2 separate regions of the Homo sapiens genome follow, and region 2 is linked to region 1. Evidence: read pairs that join two places in POLR2A ChIA-PET (ENCODE). Cell type or tissue: GM12878. All regions are shown on one strand. Links, peaks and the distances in the headings refer to the core of each region. The heading gives the core; the rest is flanking DNA. Region 1 overlaps ERAP2 (endoplasmic reticulum aminopeptidase 2). Region 2 overlaps LIX1 (limb and CNS expressed 1).

Region 1 (9,684 bases), core at 1,141-9,140:
CTGGGAGGCAGAGGTTGCAGTGAGCCGAGATCACGCCACTGCAGCCCTGGGCGACAGAGCGAGACTCCGTCTCAAAAAAAAAAAAAAAAAAAAAGCAAATTATACTGTGAGTATCTCCATTCACCATTGCTCAAGCAAGTTTGTTTTCCCCCATCTGGTTGCTACTATTTAAAAAGGTACAGATTTCATTCAATTAAACACTAACCTATTTAGAAACAGAAATGCTATAGAAAATTCTACAGGTATAGATATATCATTTCCATTTTTTCCCAAATGGAACCCTAAGCCTACTAGAAATGCTTAGAAAGAAATCTTCACTCTGGAAGTCCAAACTGTGGTGACTGTTAAATTTCTTGAAGGAGCTTGTTAACAAAACAGATTTCTGGGCATTGTTCCCCGAAATTTCAATTCAGTTGGTCTGAGATATTGCCTAAAATCTGCATCTTTATCAAGTGATTGTGACACAGGTGGTCCTCAGATAATCCTGCACTGAAGGAATTCTAGGGTAAATAAGGAGCAGTGTGTTTAGTAGAAACTGCACTACATTTACTACAGGGTAAATGAAGGGCAGCCCAGGACTGAGGTGAGAGCCTGGGCCCTGGAGGTAGACTCTTAAGGGTTCAAATTCTGCCTCTGCCACTTCCTACCTCTGTGCCTGGGGCAAGTTCCCTGAGCTTCACTTTCTCCTTTGTAAAATGAGGACAAGTACCCTCACAGAGTTAGTGTAAGGATGAGACAAATTCACATAATTATACTTAGAACAGAGACTGGCACAAAGTAAGCACTAAAGATGTATTTGCTGTTACTATTGTATGTGAATTATAAAATTTAAATACCATGTAGATCACTTGCAAAGAAGTTTAGACTTGTAATAGCAAACCAATTTCTATAACGGTAACATATTCCAATCTGATCATTTAAAATAATGATGTGCTGGCAAACCAAGTTTTCGGTGTTGAGTTGGCATCTAAGCCCTAGGTTGGATGGGGCCTACCTAGGCCAGGAAGTGACTAGGATGATGGGCCTACCTATATAGCCATAAAAAGCAATCACAGCCTTTCTTCCATAAAAGTCAGAAGATAGAAAAAACATTTTTTGAAATGATGTGGGCCAGGCACAGTGGCTCATGCCTGTAATCCCAGCACTTTGAGAGGCCGAGGTGGGTGGATCACCTGAGGTCAGGAGTTCAAGACCAGCTTGGCCAACATGGTGAAATCCCGTCGCTACTAAAAATACAAAAATTAGCCTGGCATGGTAGCAGGTGCCTGTAGTCCCGGCTACTCGTGAGGCTGAGGCTGGAGAATCACCTGAACCCGGGAGGTGGAGGTTGCAGTGAGCCGAGATCACGCCATTGCATCGCTCCCAGCCTGGGCAACAGCAAGACTACATTTCAAAAAAAAAAAAAAATCTGTTAGCCCGAATTGTTATTGACTTGCTCTTTCTAGAGAGATGTTTATACTCTTGAATATTCTGATTTAGTTTTCCTTTTTGTTTGTTTCTTACAGCTATGCTAAAATAAAGCTTGCCCAAGGTTCACTCCCATAAAATGTGTCCTTGAGCTTTTTGTTTGTTTTTTAGCTTGAGAAGGTCCTATAATATTTGTGCTGAAAATTACATTTGACTATGATTCTTGGCTGACTCTCAGCTGATTCAGGTGCTTTTTTCCTCCCTTTGGCTGATGGTTGCCAGCACAGGCTGTCAGTCAGTCAGCACCATTTATGGAGGGCCCCTGGTGTGCAGGGCCTCAAAGAGACCTCAAAACAAAACAGGAGCTAACGCTTCACTTTTATGGCACATACAATCTATTGGGCCAATCAGGACAAGCACACAGGATACATACATAATACATGAAACATGACACAGACATATACCATCGTGTACTAGCAGGATCAGCCTGAGGCAAATTTTCCATTTCTTCCTCACTTCCAGGTGCTGCTTTACAGCCGACAAATATTTATCAAATGACATCTGTGTAACATCCTTGAGTAAGTGACAGATACTGCCCTTAATTTCCTCCTACCCAACCAGTACTTTCTAAGCTATTGGCCACTTTCCACAACTCACTCCCCAAGCCCGTCTCCCAACTTCAGGGTCCTCTTTCTCTCCTCAGGGCCCTTTGCTTAGCTAGCTATAAAGAAATATTAATTTTTTAAGATGTCACACTAAAGCATGACTAGTGAGTTACAATGTAATATTTTAACTTTTTATTAGTCCAAAGGAATAAATCTATAATGGTGAAATTATAAAAGAAAAGGCAACTGGATATTTTGACGTGTATGAAGTTTCTTTCTTTTTCTTTTTTTTTTTTTTTTGAGACAGAGTCTCACTGTGTCGCCCAGGCTGGAGTGCAGTGGCCTGATCTCGGCTCACTGCAAGCTCTGCCTCCTGGGTTCCCGCCAGTCTCCTGCCTCAGCCTCCCAAATAGCTGGGACTACGGGCGCCCGCCACTGCGCCCGGCTAATTTTTTGTATTTTTAGTAGAGACGGGATTTCACCGTGTTAGCCAGGATGGTCTCGATCTCCTGACCTCATGATCTGCCCGCCTCGGCCTCCCAAAGTGCTGAGATTACAGGCGTCAGCCACTACGCCCCGCCTGAAGTTTCTTTTTTTAGACAGCACGTTTTAGGTTTGGATTTGCAAGGCCAGCACTGTTGCTGTTATTTCTTTCCAGGTCCTCAGTGAGACCGAGGGGTCAACAAATAGTATGTTTCCCTTGGTCTTAAAATCCAAACAGCCAGGACCTGGCGTGGTGGCTCACACCTGTAATTCTAGCCCTTTGTGAGCCCAAGGCGGCAGGACGGGAGCTTGAGACCAGTGTGGAAAACATAGTGAGACCCCCATCTCTACAAAAATTAAAAAATAAAAATTAGACAGCCATTGTGGTGCACATCTTCAGTCACAACTACGTGGGAAGCTGAAGCAGGAGGATCACCTGAACCCAGAAACTGAAAGTTACAGTGAGCTACGATCGTGACACTCCAGCTTGGTCAACAGAGCAAGACCTTGTCTCAAAAAAAACAAAAAACAAAAAACAAAAAACAAAAAACATCCAAATAGTGAGGCCTCGCAGAGGCACAGTTGTTTGAAACTAGAAGAATAATATGCTCGTCCTACCTAATAATGGCTTCTCTGTAAGATATAAGTTATGCGCTTTGATTAGTAGTTGCATAACTTTTATCTACAGATAACGCACAACTTAGAACAAGAATAAATAAATACAAATCTTTAAATGCTATCCAGCCTCTTTCACTAACAACTTATTCATTGTTGCTTGAGTAACTCTAATTTAGTCTCTGAGTGTGAGTGAAGTTAACTCACCCGGACAGAGGGTCTGACAACTGCGAGCTCTGTCTGGTTCACATAGATTGTGCACAATTGTTTCAAACCAGATCTTTCTTTTGATTCCTATTAGCTCAAGTCTCTCTACCTGTTTGCCCCCAGCCAGCTAGAAAGCCCTGTTTGTCCTTCTACGACTCCTGCTTTTAGTCTTTGGCTCTACATCTGAAGATATGAATAGAAAGAAAATAAAATTATATGCCAGCAGTCTTATGTGCCCCAAGCCTCATCCTGGCCTTTTTCCATTTTTGAGTTTTAAAAGAGTGTTCTTTCTATCCTTTTCCCAACTCCAACTCAATATATTAGAGACGAGATAGAATTTGCAACTTAATTGACTAGAAAACAGTTTTTTTTGTTTTTGTTTTGTTTTTTTGAGACGGAGTCTCTCTCTGTCGCCCAGGCCGGAGTGCAGTGGCCTGATCTCGGCTCACTGCAAGCTCCGCCTCCCGGGTTCGTGCCATTCTCCTGCCTCAGCCTCCCGAGTAGCTGGGACTACAAGAGCCTGCCACCGCGCCCGGCTAATTTTTTGTATTTTTAGCAGCGACGGGGTTTCACCGTGTTAGCCAGGATGGTCTCGATCTCCTGACCCTGTGATCCGCCCGCCTCGGCCTCCCAAAGTGCTGGGATTACAGGCGTGAGCCACCGCGCCCGGCCTAGAAAACAGTTTTTAAAGCGGAATACAGTTTTAAAACTGAGAAAAAAATGTCCTTTGTATGTTTTCAGTATTTTCACAGACAATTTATTCTGGCCAACTCAAAATGAAGTTTATAATTTTAACTGTGGTATTCTTTGGATGACTAAAGGGACATACCAGGTGCTATTACTATGGGAATTCCTTACGGAGGAATGAGCCTGAAATATAGTATTGAAAGAAAGAAATATGACATAATTCAACAGAGGAAGGCATGAATTTTGAAGTGTGGGAAATCATGTGTGTAAATAACAAGATGAGAATTACTGAGTCATGTACTGAGAATAGAAAACCAGTTTCCTGACCTTCTCTGTCAGCATAGTAGAGGATTAGGACATCTGGAAGAAAGAAGAATACATTTGTAAAAGATCTTGAATTTATGGTTGGGAAGGAAAGATTGTAGAAACGAGTAAGAAATAAAATGTTTTTCTACCTTGTTTGTTAGTTAAGTATGCATTTCTCAGACTTTCTAAAGATTTCTCACTATGAATACTAAACATTTTCCTGATTTAAATCCTAAACAAATGATCTGTTTATACTGCCAGCTTTCTAAGTATAATGCAGACTTAGGTATTTGTACATAAGAAAATAAATGATTATGGTTTCTGGGAATATGCTAGAATAGATACCTTAACTGACCTTCCTGCTAAAAATAACTAAAAATGTAGAATAAAATTATTTTAATGCATTGATGACCTGGAAAGTTAGTAAGGAATACTCTTGGATCAGAAACTAAGTGAAGGCAGGAATCCCAAGGGGTAAGCCGAAGGCTGAGGCCAACTTTCACCTTGAGAGCATCTGAAGCTTCTGTTTTTATGCCTTCGAGAGTGCTGGGGACAGATGACAAAGCCCAGGGCCTGCCCAAGTTAGGGAGCATAATAAAAAACAAAATTCAGGTACAGTCTCTTTGCAAAAGACTCATCTAAAACTAAAGGATCCAGAAACATATCAGGGGAAGTGGTAACTTAAATATTACTAGAGATCAGAGTTTAACATCTGGTACTGACAGCTACAGAATGTATGAATAAGAAGAAAGTGAATTAACACCCTTTTAAGGAAACTACCCAGCACAGACTATTAAAATAGAAGATTATATGAAATACACATATGCTTCGACCTAGTAAAGCCACTTCTTTCATGATCCTTTTCAGACTTTCTTCCTTATGATTTGGAGACCTGGCTTTGATGAGATTAAGATACCAGGAAGCAGACAACCAAGTGCATGATTGGTTTAAAGTTTGTAAATGTATAAGTTGTAAACCACTATATGTTGAAATTTTAAAAATAGTGATACGTGGTTACATGGATGAAAGAAGGTCAATAAAGAATAGAAGTGAAGGAAAAGTAGCAGAGTAAAAATGTGGCCATTTTGAGCAGGCTTATGTTTGGTAGACATTAGTGTTCAGGTGGAAAACTAGTTCCTATGACTATTTGGAGGCTTGCCCTATGGCTGGGGGTGGGATAAAACACAAAACAAAAAATTTAAAAGACCAAAAACCCCTGGAACTTCCTCAGAAAATCAGGATTCCTTGCAGTAGTTTCTGGCCAGTTCTGCTCATCTAGAACCTCAAATGGGCTCAATGTCATAACAAGGAATGAAGAGCAGTAGCATGTACTGATATAGGACAAGAAAATCCTTACCATGGCAGTTAGACTCCTTTTTTTTTTTTTTTAAATGACAGGGTCTAGCTCTGTCACCCAGGCTGGAGTGCAGTGGCATGATCTTGGCTCACTGCAACCTTCACCTCCCAGGATCAAGTGATCCTCTCACCTCAGCCTCCCGTGTACCTGGGATACATGTGCCACCATGCTAGGCTAATTTTTGTATTTTTTTGTGGAAACGGTTTCGCCATGTTGCCCAGGCTGATCTTGAACTCCTGGGCTCGAGTAATCCCCCTTCTTGGCTTCCCAAAGTGTTGGGATTACCTGCATGAGCCGCCACACTTGGCTAGTTAGACTCTTGAGGGTCAAAGTGTCCACTCTTCCCCATACAAAGCCATTGGTTCTGGGCTTTCATAATCTGAAAGATTTCTCATTATGAGTGAGTTGCTGGAACCACATAATTCTCAATGGGCCTTGTGAAGAATGGGGGAGGCCCAGAGAAGTCAAACCTGTTCACCTCATCATATATTCATGATCTTGCATATAACTTTTTCACATCTGATTCATTCAGGGTAAAAGAAAGTAAAAGTAACACAACCAAGTCTGAAGTTGGTGTTGGTGGCCTGGCATCTACCACAAGGCTTTTGAAATACTACACTAATAAGTACAATACATTTATTTTTAAAAATCTATTTATTTATCAAAACAGTATTGGCACAGTAATTCTCATATTATCATCAAATAATAAAATTGCTACTTTCTGTACTCAATTCTTTAGAATCCTAGAAATTGCAAATGCATTCAATTTAACAATATTGTAAATAACAATACAAAAGAAAGAACTCTGCATATTTATGGAAACATTGTTGATGGTACAGTTCTACTGAAACTCATACACATTTCACTATTTAATTTACATATGGTCTTGTTGAAAAAAACCAGTATGTTTTACTTTTTCAATTTCCTTATGCTAAAATACATGTAATTCTAAAGGATATCTCTTAGGTGTTATAAAAACCAAGGAAGGTCCACCACCAAGTCAAAGTTAGAGTCAAAGATACTTCAAAGATTCCATGAAATGATCTGAAAACAAATTTAACCAAAAAATGTGTACTGTATTGGGGCACATCCATGGCCACCCAAACTGTATTCTATCTCTGACTGTGGCATCAAAGAAAGGTATATGGAATTATAATTGACCTTCATGATATTGCTCCAAAGTGGATTGACTAACACTTTCCCCTCTTGACCCAACATCCCAAGTCTTCCTTAATAATGCAAACATCAGTCATTTACATATTGTTTTGAGTCTTTCTAAAACTTATCTGTATTTTTATACTGTCTCATATATAGGATCACAAATTAAGTTTACTATCTGTATGTAGAGTGATCTTTTCTTTCTTTATTCCAAACTACCTTATTCAAATAATTAAGAGAAGCATTTAGCAGGGCATTTCAGAGAGCAAGAAGCGCCCTTAAAAGAAGGAGGTGGGGGGTTTCCTTAAAATATGAAGAAATGCTAAAGCTGGGTTATAAAATATGGTGCTGCATCTAAATATTTACATTCAATTATCATTTAACCGAAAATACACAATACAATCTAATTCTGCAAATTTCAAAAGATTTATTAAAAATGCAATAGTGTATGAATTATATTCCTTTCTTGTGTCTCTGTGAGGGCAGATTCGACTTCATTTGGAATGATCTCAAAAATCTACCCTTGAGGTACTTCATGAATGTAAGGCTTAAACCAAATGGTATGAATTATATTCCTTTTCCTTTTGTATCTCTGTGAGGGCAGATTTATTCATTTGACCATTCATTCATTTGACCAGAGACCATTCATTTGGAATGCTCTCAAAAATCTACCCTTGAGGTTCTTCATGAATGTAAGGCTTAACCCAAAAGGCCTTCCTGGCCTTCTTGATAAACCCTGACACCTAGTTTCTAATAATCTGAGATTTGGTGGCAAAGTCTCTGGTTTCCTGATCCTTGCCTTTCATAGTTTGTATATTTTATGCATTGGCTAATTTTCCTTGGACGTAAAACTGGTTGGGCAAACTATAGAATACTAAGCAAGGTTAAAAAAATTAAAGAAGCAAAATAGTGGCATAGCGTGAAGCAATGGAGAAAGTCACTTGAGGCTAAATAATTACAGCTGTATCTATATATCTATGTCTGTATCTCCACATATATCCATTATTCAGGAAGTTTACTTTTAAATAGGATACTGAACTGGCCTTCCCCCACCACTCCATCATCATGCATCTTTTGGCTGGATACGATAGCTGAGAGCAGGCAGCTGCACTGCCTGATTTCTTGAGACTTCTTGTTGGTTAGACAAAATATCCACAGCTCTTGACTTGAGCTTCACTGGTGTTACCCTGTTTGACTTCATGCAGGCAGTCATGTCTGATGTACCTTTTCTTTTCTTTTCTTTTTCTTTTTCTTTTTTTTTTTTTTTTTTTTTTTGAGACAGAGTCTCGCTCAGTCACCCAGGCTGGAATGCAGTGGTGCAATCTCGGCTCACTGCAAGCTCCACCTCCCGGGTTTATGCCATTTTCCTGCTGCAGCCTGCCGAGTAGCTGGGACTACAGGCACCTGCCACCATGCCCGGCTAATTTTTTGTATTTTTAGCGGAGACGGGGTCTCACCGTGTTAGCCAGGATGGTCTCCATCTCCTGACCTCGTGATCCGCCCTTCTCAGCCTCCCAAAGTGCTGGGATTACAGGCGTGAGCCACCGCGCCCAGCCTACTTTTTCTATTGACCATTTAAGTATTAACCATTAGCCAAGTCCTCAGAGTCGGAAGATTCTTCTCCAGCCATTTTATATTTTTGGTTATCGTTTCCAGAACAGTTTGAAAAATATCCAGATGTGATCCTTGAGCCTCAAGAGATTCAAAAAATAGTTTCACCTGTAAAATATTGAAGAAAAAAATTACTAACACTTTGTCTTGGCCGAGTGTGGTGGTTCACACCTGTAATCCCAGCACTTCGGGAGGCCAAGGTGGGCAGATCAATTGAGCTCAGGAGTTCAATACGAGCCTAGGCAACATGCCAGAACCCCTGACTCTACAAAAAATAACAACAACAACAACAAAAATTAGTCGGACATGATGGTGCATGCCTGTAGTCCCAGCTACTTGGAAGGCTGAGGCGGGAGGATTGCTTGAACCCAGCAGGTGGAGGTTACAATGAGCCAAGATGGTGCCACTGCACTCCAGCCTGGCTGACAGAGCGAGGCAGTTTCAAAAATAAAGAAACAATAAAACCACTTCGTCTTCCAAAAATTTTCAAAAGAGCTTGCAAATTACATACACACAGGTATAGGCATTTCTCTGCCAACCTCTAAAAGGTTATTTTCTACTTTTCTGCATAATTGTTCACTTTATTTTCAAACAATAGGTAAAGTAAGACAAAAATTATAAATCCTCATCTTACAAGTGACCACAATGTGGCTAAAGAAGTTAAATGATTTACCCAAGTCATAGAGTAAATGGTGAGCTGGGATTTAAGTTCAGGAATTCTGAATTTGCCTAAAGGGTAAATAAATTCAAGATTTATTGTGAAAAGAAGGTGCAAAGACTATAATGCTTTAAAAAAAAAAAAAAGATAGGCTGGTGGCTCACGCCTGTAATCCCAGCACTTCGGGAGGCCAAAGTGGGTGGATCACGAGGTCAGGAGATCGAGACCACCCTGGCTAACACAGTGAAACCCCATCTCTACTAAAAAAAAATACAAAAAAATTAGGTGGGCATGGTGGCAGCCTCCTGTAGTCCCAGCTACTCGGGAGGCTGAGGCAGGAGAATGGCGTGAACCTGGGAGGCGGAGCTTGCAGTGAGCCGAGATCGCAAGCCACTGCACTCCAGCCTGGGCAACAGAGCAAGACTCCGCCTCAAAAAAAAAAAAAAAAAAAAAAAGATAACTAGAATTACCAACAATAGTTTTGTTAAAAAGATCATTAAGTACGCTTCCAAACTTTAATATAATCACTCTTGCATCGTAATACAATATGAAAGAAATAATACAAAAGGGCTCACCTCTCAAGTCTATTT
Region 2 (9,684 bases), core at 1,236-9,235, 190 kb before region 1:
TATGGGACTGGATTGTGGGACTAATCCCTCTGGTTTCAGGCAGTTTCATGAAAGCTGTAAGAGATTATGCTCATTCATTCTTTAGGAAAGTAGTATTCAGACTGAACTTTAGTTTTCTGATTAATCAAAGGAAAGCAGTCCAGTCAAAGACTCTGATGGATACAAACCACTGGTTTTTATGCAGAGAAGCCTCTCACTGAAGTAAATGGGAAGCTGTGTCCATGAAAGCTAATTAAAGAATTTTCAGTTAGCCTTGACACCACAACCTACAAAAAACAGAAACAGAGAGAGAATGAAAGAGAGAGAGAGAGAGAAAGCAGCCATAGCCCTGCCTTTAGACCAGGCCTTCATAAGTTACTACAGGATAGAAAAAGAGAAGTGAAAATATAATTTTATTTCTGCATTTCTAAAAAATAAATAAAATAATCTACTGATTAAAAATTTTTTTTTCAGAAAGTTGTATTGAAACACATTAGTACTTATTGGATCTTTTATAAAAGAAATAATTTTCTAACATTACAAGCATTAAGTATTTCATGTATTTTAGACATATTTTCTTCATGCCACTTTTGTCTAGGCAGTTAATCCTTCCCTAGCCACATATCATGACCATGAAAACTTGCAGTAATTTCCATTTTTTTACAATAGAGCAATACAAGGGCCATCAGATCCACGTCTGGCTCCCCTCTTGATGAACTCAGAAGGAAAGCCACTCATTGTTGCAGCAGCTGTTTTTGCTTCCAAATCCAAAAGGGAACTTGAGTATTTTATCTTATTTTATATTTTGATTTAAAGGGTTTGTGATTCAAGTTTTGCTTTCAAGTCAGTGACGTGGTCTTCCACATATAGCCTGCTGGAATGACTTGAATTAATGCATTTCATTCTTATTTTGACTAAAAAGGAAAAATTTCCTCGAATATAGTACTAGAGCATGTGATTATTTATGTGCATGAATTATGATTGAATGAAAAATGCCTCCTGACAAAAATATTAATGTGATAGCTCGATCTATTTGGAATGTGAGACACTCACTCATCGGGGCATTATATCTTTTTCACATAAGTATTTTGTTGTTAAAATGGCTTCCCAGAAAATAAGTACAGGTGTTAAACACTGGGTTCTGGTACTTAGGCTAGTTGAATAGTGCCAAGCACTCTATGAGGTTGAGACAATCAATTCTTCCATAGGCAAACTGTTGATTGACCTTTTTTTTTTTTTTTCCATTTGTAACCAATGTTTGGTGTTGCAAAACAGGGCTGCAGAGTAGTGAGATGCGGGGTGGCACACAGTGCAGATGAGCTCCTTGCCAAGCTCTGTCTCTAAAAGGCAATGAATTCATTTGATGGGTTTTGATTTTTATGCCAATCTGGTTTTCAAACCAAAGCTATTGCCTATGCTGATATCTAGAAAAACTATTTTTCCAAGGAGCATACAGCCTTAAACAAGGTGAGGAGTATTTTAATTTTGTTTTATTTTAGTTACTTAAGGCAGTAAGCAAACTTAATCTGCATTACCAGACATAAAAACGCGTTTTATACTTCCATGCGTTAAATGAGTCTTCTCAAAGTCCATGGAATTAAAAGTACATTTAAATCACAATAAACTAAGTTTATAAAATTAAGTTTTTCCCAGTAGAGAATGACTAAGAAAATCTGATTAATTCATACACTTGACTCAATGGAATTGTAATGCTCTTTTTGCTGAGCGTTAAATAAGGCCTGGCCTTGACATTCCACATCCCAAATAGGGATTTAGTTCCTGCTATAAACTTGAGACTATTGCCCAGCACTAATGCTGTTTTAATGCCTAGTATTTCTATTTGAAATTATCCATGACCTCTTCTCTGCCTCTAGGGTGGTATACCTTGACTCAGATGGACGACATGCTATGCAATGTAACTTAACTTCTAAAGGAGGTATTTCCTGGTGGAAATCTCCACAGGAAAGCATCCTGTTTTATAACTAATGAGACTCAAAGACGGGAAGGTTAGTTATAACCATTCGAAAGTCATATGTCAGCTAATTATCAGATCTTAATGACTTGCCCATGAAATTGGGAGTGCATATTGCTTTAATGAGACCCTTTATTTATTCCCCAGCCTCCTTCCCTAACTTTAATCTGTTTCTTTTTTTATTAAACAAAGTGAATAGAAATTCTTGACCTCCAAATATAGAATGTAGTGAAAGAAATGATTAGGAAAGGCCCCATGGTAAATAAAGACTTCAGACTATCTCCACAGGAGTCTCCCAGCCCCTAGTTCATAAACTTTAGAAAGATGCTCACCAGCTCAGTGAGTTGCTGAGTGGGGAAGAAAGCCTGACTCCATCTCTCCCTAACTCCCCCATCCCAACTCCTTTCACATCAAAGCAACTATAAAAATAAACCCAAATCTTGAGCCCTGATCAATTCGTCTTGTCTACACCTTAACTTGAAAAAAAGAAAAAGAATAAAAGAAAAAAGAAAAGAAAAGGAATAAAACCTCAAGGAGCAAAGCACAACACAGGCTTGTAATAGCTACCAGGGACCTTGGTCTAGGTATGTGTGTAGAATAGCATTGCGGCAGAGGTAAACGAGGAGAAGGCCAGGTGGTTTATATTATAAAAATAACATTCTGACCCACCATGTGCATGAAACATTTCTTTCAGTTGACAGGAACTGGTGAGTTTTCTCTGAAAATTGGACTCCCAGAGCAGTCCCCTCCCCCACACCTAGCTAAGACCCCCATCCCCAGCACACACAGAGCTCTAAATTGTTCCCAACATATTTGCAGCCACCCTGACCTATGGATAGACACGATATTAACTTGGGTGACTGAGTTCCAACGGTTGCCCTTTTTCACATCACCATCTGGAAGGAGAAAAAATGTTAATATATCCACAATTAGATAAATTGGAACACATGCAAATGTTCATGCTTCGGTCAGGGTAGTCAAGGTTTTAAAGCACTGAAAGGGGTTCCGTTAGCAACAGGGTCTGGTTTGTGGCATTCTTCGTGAAGGCTTGCTGTCAGGATGAAACCGAGGTGTTGGTGACACTGACCAGAGCTGTCAGGCAGTACGCACAAACTCCGCAAGTCACTTGCTAAAAGTCGGACTCCAAGTCACAAAAGCAAAATGTTCCCAAGCACCTGAATGACAGACCTAACAGCCGATAGGATTTGGGCAGGAATTCTCACTTCTCACAGAGTCAATTTATTTGGTTTTGCCACCTGCAAAGTCCCAGCTTTGGAAAACCCCTTGGGTACCATGTGCTATTGAATAAATGCCACCTAAATAACACTGACCTGCCCTTGACCCCAGAGAAGATGGCATCTTCAGCTTTGAATCTGCAAATAGATACAATCTGTCACATTAGCTATTACATTACTGTTCTTTTTTTTTTTTTTTAATCCTGCTTCTTACAGACTGTGTTTCAACTCCTTGGCTACCATTGGGAGGCACCAGTGAAAAGGTGCCTAAAATGTGTTTTATACATTTTAGATCTGGAGACCATTTTTCTCCTGATGTCTTTAAAACACATGTGTGAATAACTGTAGAAAGTCTGTTGTTTAAGATAGAAAGTTACTTGTATCAATGTCCTTCCATATGCATTCCTAAAGAAAGCACTGTAGTTGGGATGTAAGTACAGTAAAACCTTGGGATGTAGAAACAACTACTCAACACATGTATCCTGCCTATTTTCTAATACAAAGCATGGAAAACAATCATTAATCAAATGAGGGCTACCAGGAAAGTTACTGTTTCATGTCTAAATTGCTTCAGCTTGGCCAGAAGATGGTTCTATAATCAGTAAGACACCTACAGATAGTTTTAAAGTATTTCACAAATAAGTAATAAAAAAACTAATTTCTTATTAGGAATTTCTATTTATAACACATACATGATTACCAAAATTTTATTTCAATTAATATAAGAACTTCAGTTAATGCTAAATAGTTAACTAGTCATTATTTTATTTCAGGACAGCCTACTGGTCAACAAATTAATCTTGGTTAAATCTCAACATTACATAGTGTGACACCCTGGAAAATAATCATAGAAGAAATAAAAACTGTTAAGCAGAGAAGTGAAATTGAGACCTCAGTTAGTTAAGTCAGTAGTGCTATGTACTTCCTAAGGATCTAATTGTAGAAGAACTATCATAAAGGACTTTTTTTAAACCTGAATGCTACTTTCCTTGACTCTTGGGTAGAAGCAGTTTCTCTAATGAGAAATCAGCATTTCTGATGTTAGCAGAAGTGGCTTTACAATGAAGACAATGAAGCTTCTGCAGAGGCTCTTTGTAAATCACAACGCCAATCTTTTTATTTGTAATTTCATATTGTTTTTCTTAAACAAGGGCCCCCAAATTGTGTAAGCCTCAGGCCCCACAAAACTTGGTTCTGCTCCTGCCTGTTGGAAATGAGACATGGCAGGGGCAGAGGTTTCAGCAACACTCCTCTAAGAGTTGTCCTGGGTCCACATGTCAGAATCACCCGCAAATCTTATTATATGCAGACCCCACCATCATATAGCTGAAGAGATTCGGATTCAGTAGGTCAGCTTTGGGCGCAGGAATACACATGTTTAACAAGTTCCTGGGTAACTGTACTATGAACACTAAAGTTTTTGAACTATTGGTCCAAACTCCCGGCCTAGGCTTGGCAGCAATCTTTATAGTGTACCCTATAGGGTCCTGGTGACTTGTTGGTCATCTTAATCTATGATAAAATACAGGGCCAAAATGAGTTAGTCTTGGGGGAAATTTTTTATTCATCAGAGCGAGGGAAGTTTATTTTTTGTTTTATTTATTTAGTTTTTGAATTTTAGTACAGACCAGGTCTTGCTACATTGTCCAGGTTGGTCTCAAACTCCTAAGTTCAAGTGATCTTCCAGCCTCAGCCTCCCAAAGTGCTGGGTTTACAGATATGAGCTACCATGCCCGGCCAGAGAAGTTTAATTTAAATGACTTTTGCTCTTGAAGAGTTATCAATACTTCTTGGAATGCTGAGCAACCTTGTGTGGTAGAATTCCAAAATCTCTTGGCCCCGTACTTCATCAAGAGAGTACTTAAGGTTAGAATGAGATGCTTCCTACAAGGTAACATCTGATCTCTGGCCTAGTCGCAGTTGGCCTTTCTCTATTTTCCTTCTCCCTATAGTCCAGGAAAGCATCCAAAGGAGAACAACAGGAGGGAGGAGGAAATTGAGATAATGTCAGCATATTCCTGTCCTCAGTGAGTACCATTTATCCCCACAGTGTACTGTATCTTGCTTGGCCTTTTGTTGTAAATGAAGTCAAGTTTGTCATGGGAGGAGATATCCTTGTAGTCTTATATCAAAATGACCCATAAAAGTGCAAAGTTGAAGCTTTGTCTAAAATACTGTACTGATTTAGAGAGTGCTATGTGACCTTAGGCAAATTATATGTCCTCTTTATTCCAAAGTGGGTGGCCATTTCTGTGAAGAGCAAAATAGCAAAGTGGTTAAAAATCTGGACTCCCAAGTCAGACAGACCAGAGAACAAAACAAATCTTGTTTTGTTCACATCTTAAGGTGCATGACCTTGGGATGTATAACCTCTTTAGGCCTCTATTTCCTCACCTGCAAAATAAGGATAATAACAAAACCAACTTTATAGGATTGTTGTGGTAACAAAATGTGATAATAAACATAAAGTGCTCAGCATAGTACCAAGCACATAGTGCCAGCAATGTGGATTATTTCATTGAGACTTCTTAATTACCTGTGGTGAGCAAAGCCTTTGTATTAGTTACCTATTGCTGCATAAGAAATAGCCTGAAAACTTACAAACATTTATTGTCTCGCACAGTTTCCGAGGATCAGGGATCTGGAAGTAGCTTAGCTGAGTGGTTTTGGCTCAAGGTCTTCTGGAAGGAGGTTGCTTTTGGTAATCTGTCAGCTGGAGGTGCAGTCATTTGAAGGCTTGATCAGGGCTGGAGGATCAGCTTCCCATCTCACTCAGATGGCTGCTGGCAGAAGGCTTTAGTTATCTGCCATGTATGCCTTTCCTTGGGACTGCTCATAACATGGCAGTGACTTTCCCCAAGGCAGTGACTTTTCCTCTTGGTTCCACTTCTCTTCTCTTATAAAGAGATGGCAAGTGAGACCAAGACGGAAGTCATAGTGTCTTTTATAACCTAATATGGGAAGGGATTTGCCATCACTTCTACCATATTCTATTGGTTACACAAACGAACTCTGGTGCAGTGCAGGGGAGGACTACACAAGGGTGTGAATGCCACGGGGCAGGGGTCACTGGGGAATCTTACAAACTGGCTACCACTGCCTTTGAATAGCTTTCCTGAGCAATGCCACAGTCACTCTTTTTTTTTTTTTTTTTTTTACTTTAATTTTAGATCAGAGCCAGGAGGCTTTGAAATGATTATAGTGGTTTATAATCTACCAGCAAATGAAAGGCATCTGAACATCAAAATAAATGTCTGAATGAGGTCTGCTGGCCACTCGGAAAGCATGTGGCTCCACATGCCTGAGAAATTCACAGCTGACTTTAGTAAAATCTTGACTTAAATATCCCAGCTCTGCACTTTCGCAAAGTGCAAAGGACAGAAGTTGTCCTTCTATATTAACAAGTAAGAATGGTTAACAGAAAAGACACGGTTTACAAATCTATATTTATGATTAGGGCCTGGCTAAAAAATAGCAAGAATGAACTGTATAACCTGGGAAGTCTAACTCTAGCAGGAAGTTACTTTGAAATAACATCATACTTCACTCGCTCCCCAACCGATGTCTTTGACGACTGGTTTGGACACATCCATAAAATGTCCTGTCACTTACCATATTTTATTTTCTTACAGTGTTTCCCACTGTTTGATAGTAACTTTAACAGTGCCTGTTCTTACAGCAACATTCACATTCTGATTTAGATTGCAACCAAGCAGATTGCCGTTTGGCTAAATTTCTTCCCCCAGTAAAGATTCTTATGGGCTGAGAGGTCCCATTAAAAGATCCCTAGAGAAAAATATGCAGCCCTTACTGGCTGAGATTTGTAGTTCTAGAATTTAGAAGAAAGCGGCTGGTTAACATTATAGACATTTTGAAGTACTTGTCTTTCAGAAATGCCAAGAACAATAGCAAGAAAAGCCCTTTGATGGCTCAGAATTTATTTTATTTTATGTACTTATTAATTGGAACACTTTCTCCCCCGTTTTAAGCAAAGATTCTGTACATTGAAATAATAAAATGAGCATAGACATGTGTCTGCTTTAAAATCTTGGTATTGGTTAGGTCTCTGTAGTCCTTTTTCATGCTTTCTGGGTAAAGGCTCTTTCTGTTCTCTCAGCCGGGCTGCACTTTGATCTCCCGAGCAGTGCCATTTGGTTGTAAACGTATGTGGTGCTTTTGATCTAGTACTTAACTGGTCTTATTTAAAATAGATAGCTTCTTTTATCTAACTAGTGTTTACTAGGTCTCTCTCTCCATAAAAGATGGTTTAAATTGCTATTATTTAGATAGAAGTTGTTTCTGAAGAGTGCCTGGATCTGAATCTAATTCTCTAAATTCTAAAACTCCAACAGCTCTATGATAGATTTTGTAAAGCTAAATTCCTATTAAAATGAGCTGTTCCTACAGATGTCAGGTAATACTTGCAAAAACGTTGTTTGCTTTTTAATGGGGAACTGATTTTCCAAAGAATAATAAACATACCCTACGCTCAGGCAAAAATGGTCATCTCAAAGTGTCTGACTGCAATGACCAATTATCCATCTGAAATTCATTAATATATTTTTATATGACTAAGTTACACATACCATAGACGGTTTATTGAAATTGCGCTCATTTAAAAAAAATAAAAAGTATATATCTTTCATTCTTTTCTTTACGAGGATCTCTTGAACATTATGTCTAGTGCTTCAGTGACTTGTTTTTTAGTTTCCTAGGCTGTATTGTTGCTTATTCAGCAAACTAGGTCACAGGAGGCGGGAGACAACTAAGTCATAGGCTCTGCCTTTAGGGAGCTCACAGCCAGGAGACGGTGGGAGCAGAGCATTAGCAAACAGTTACACTGCAGTGTGGTCAGTGCCTCCCTTGGACAGTAGTCCTCCAAGCCTAGACTTGAGAGTGGTCAAGGAAAGCTTCCTAAAAGAGATGGCACTCAAGCTTCAGTGAAAGATTGGTGACTCAATGTCCTATAAATTTTCAGCCAAGCCCATAACACAAAGCCAATCTACCTTGTCAAACCCATTCTGGTTTCATACAAGTTGCCTAAAACTTAGAAGAGGTCTAAACCTTGAATGGCCTTGCTGTCTAAAGCTTCCCCCAAAGCCTTCTTGTGTGTCAACACCAAGAAAAAAGAAAAAAAAAACTACTTTCCACACTCATTTTGGAACTTTAGCTCCATTCTTCATTCAACAGCTATATAGAAAATCACTCTTTGGGCCCAGCACTGTGGCTTATGCCTGCAATTTCAGCACTTTGGGAGGCCAAGGCGGGCGGATCACCTGAGGTTGGGAGTTCGAGACCAGCCTGACCAACATGGAGAAACCCCATCTCTACTAAACATACAAAATCAGCCAGGCGTAGTGGCACATGCCTATAATCCCAGCTACTCGGGAGGCTGAGGCAGGAGACTTGCTTGAACCCAGGAGGCGTAGGTTGCAGGCGTAGGTAGCCAAGATCACGCCATTGCACTCCAGCCTGGGCAACAAGAGTGAAACTCCATCTCACAAAAAAAATTAAAAAAAATAAAATAAATAAATCACTCTTTATTGTAAGTTATAATATCTTCTTCTGCCTGCCCTTAATTGTTCTGCTTTGTTAGTCTCCTGGCAAATGTTGTTTGTTTGGTTGGTTTTTGTTATTTTTTAATTTGTGTTTGTTTTAATTCTCCTCAGTGTCATGTTCTTGCCATTTCAAAAGTCTTGTAATTATTTCATCAACACACTCACCATGTACAAGCATCTCCAAGTGCTGAGCCTGGCTTAGCCAGTGGAGGATGCTCAAGTAATATACAAAAACAGTATGGAGAGTCCTTAAAGAACTAATAGTAGAACTACCATTTGATCCAGCAATTCCACTACTGGGAATTTACCCAAAGAAAAAAATGTCATTATATGAAAAAGACACGTGCACACTCATGTTTATAGCAGCACAATTTGCAATTGCAAAAATATGGAACCAACCTAAGTGCCTATCAACCAATGAGCGAATAAGGAAGATGGGGTACACCATGGAATACTACTTAGCCATATAAATGAACAAAATAATGTCTTTTGCAGCAACTTGGGTGGAGCTGGAGGCCATTATTCTAAGTGGAGTAACTCAGGAATGGAAAACCAAATATTGTGTTTTCACATATAAGTGGGAGCTAAGCTATGAGGATGCAAAGGCATAAGAATAATATAATGGACTTTGGGCACTTGGGGGAGAAGATTGGGAGGGGGGTGAGGGATAAAAGACTACATATTGGATACAGAGTATACTGTTCTGGTGACAGGTGCACCAAATTCCCAGAAATCACCGCATTCCCAGAAATCACCGCAAAAGAACTTATCCACATAACCTAAAAGCACCTGTATCCCAAAAACTATTGAAATAAAAAATAAAATAAAAAAAGAAATAAATATATGAGGGGGCCAGTGGCTCACACCTGTAATCCCAGCACTTTGGGAGGCCAAGGCAGGTGGATCGCTTGAGCCCAGGAGTTTGAGACCAGCCTGGGCA

What was found. Peaks named below come from ENCODE experiments on the same cell type or tissue, not always from the same donor. Only the 100,000 strongest peaks of a DNase experiment are listed, where the experiment ranks them.
Region 2: POLR2A ChIA-PET joins it to region 1 with 6 read pairs; 2 of 35 experiments call an interaction of 5 or more read pairs at or near these places.

What each region holds. Positions count from the first base shown.
Region 1 is chr5:96,916,322-96,926,005 of GRCh38, reverse strand. It overlaps ERAP2 (endoplasmic reticulum aminopeptidase 2), which reads right to left. Exons shown (of 19, transcript NM_022350.5): 19 at 6,303-8,544. The coding sequence ends at 8,401. It also overlaps a transcript of ERAP1 not described here. Among named protein-coding and RNA genes, the nearest start is that of LNPEP, 15 kb to the left of the region's middle. RefSeq lists an enhancer at 5,847-5,896. In GM12878, for the core only: no CTCF peak of the experiment used is centred there; DNase peaks (open chromatin) are centred at 4,273 and 6,068; H3K4me3 peaks cover 1,943 bases; H3K27ac peaks cover 4,308 bases.
Region 2 is chr5:97,109,458-97,119,141 of GRCh38, reverse strand. The region is part of intron 2 of LIX1 (limb and CNS expressed 1); the gene reads left to right. It overlaps LIX1-AS1 (LIX1 and RIOK2 antisense RNA 1), which reads right to left. Exons shown (of 8, transcript NR_187470.1): 8 at 4,727-5,436. Among named protein-coding and RNA genes, the nearest start is that of LIX1, 28 kb to the left of the region's middle. In GM12878, for the core only: no CTCF peak of the experiment used is centred there; no DNase peak of the experiment used is centred there.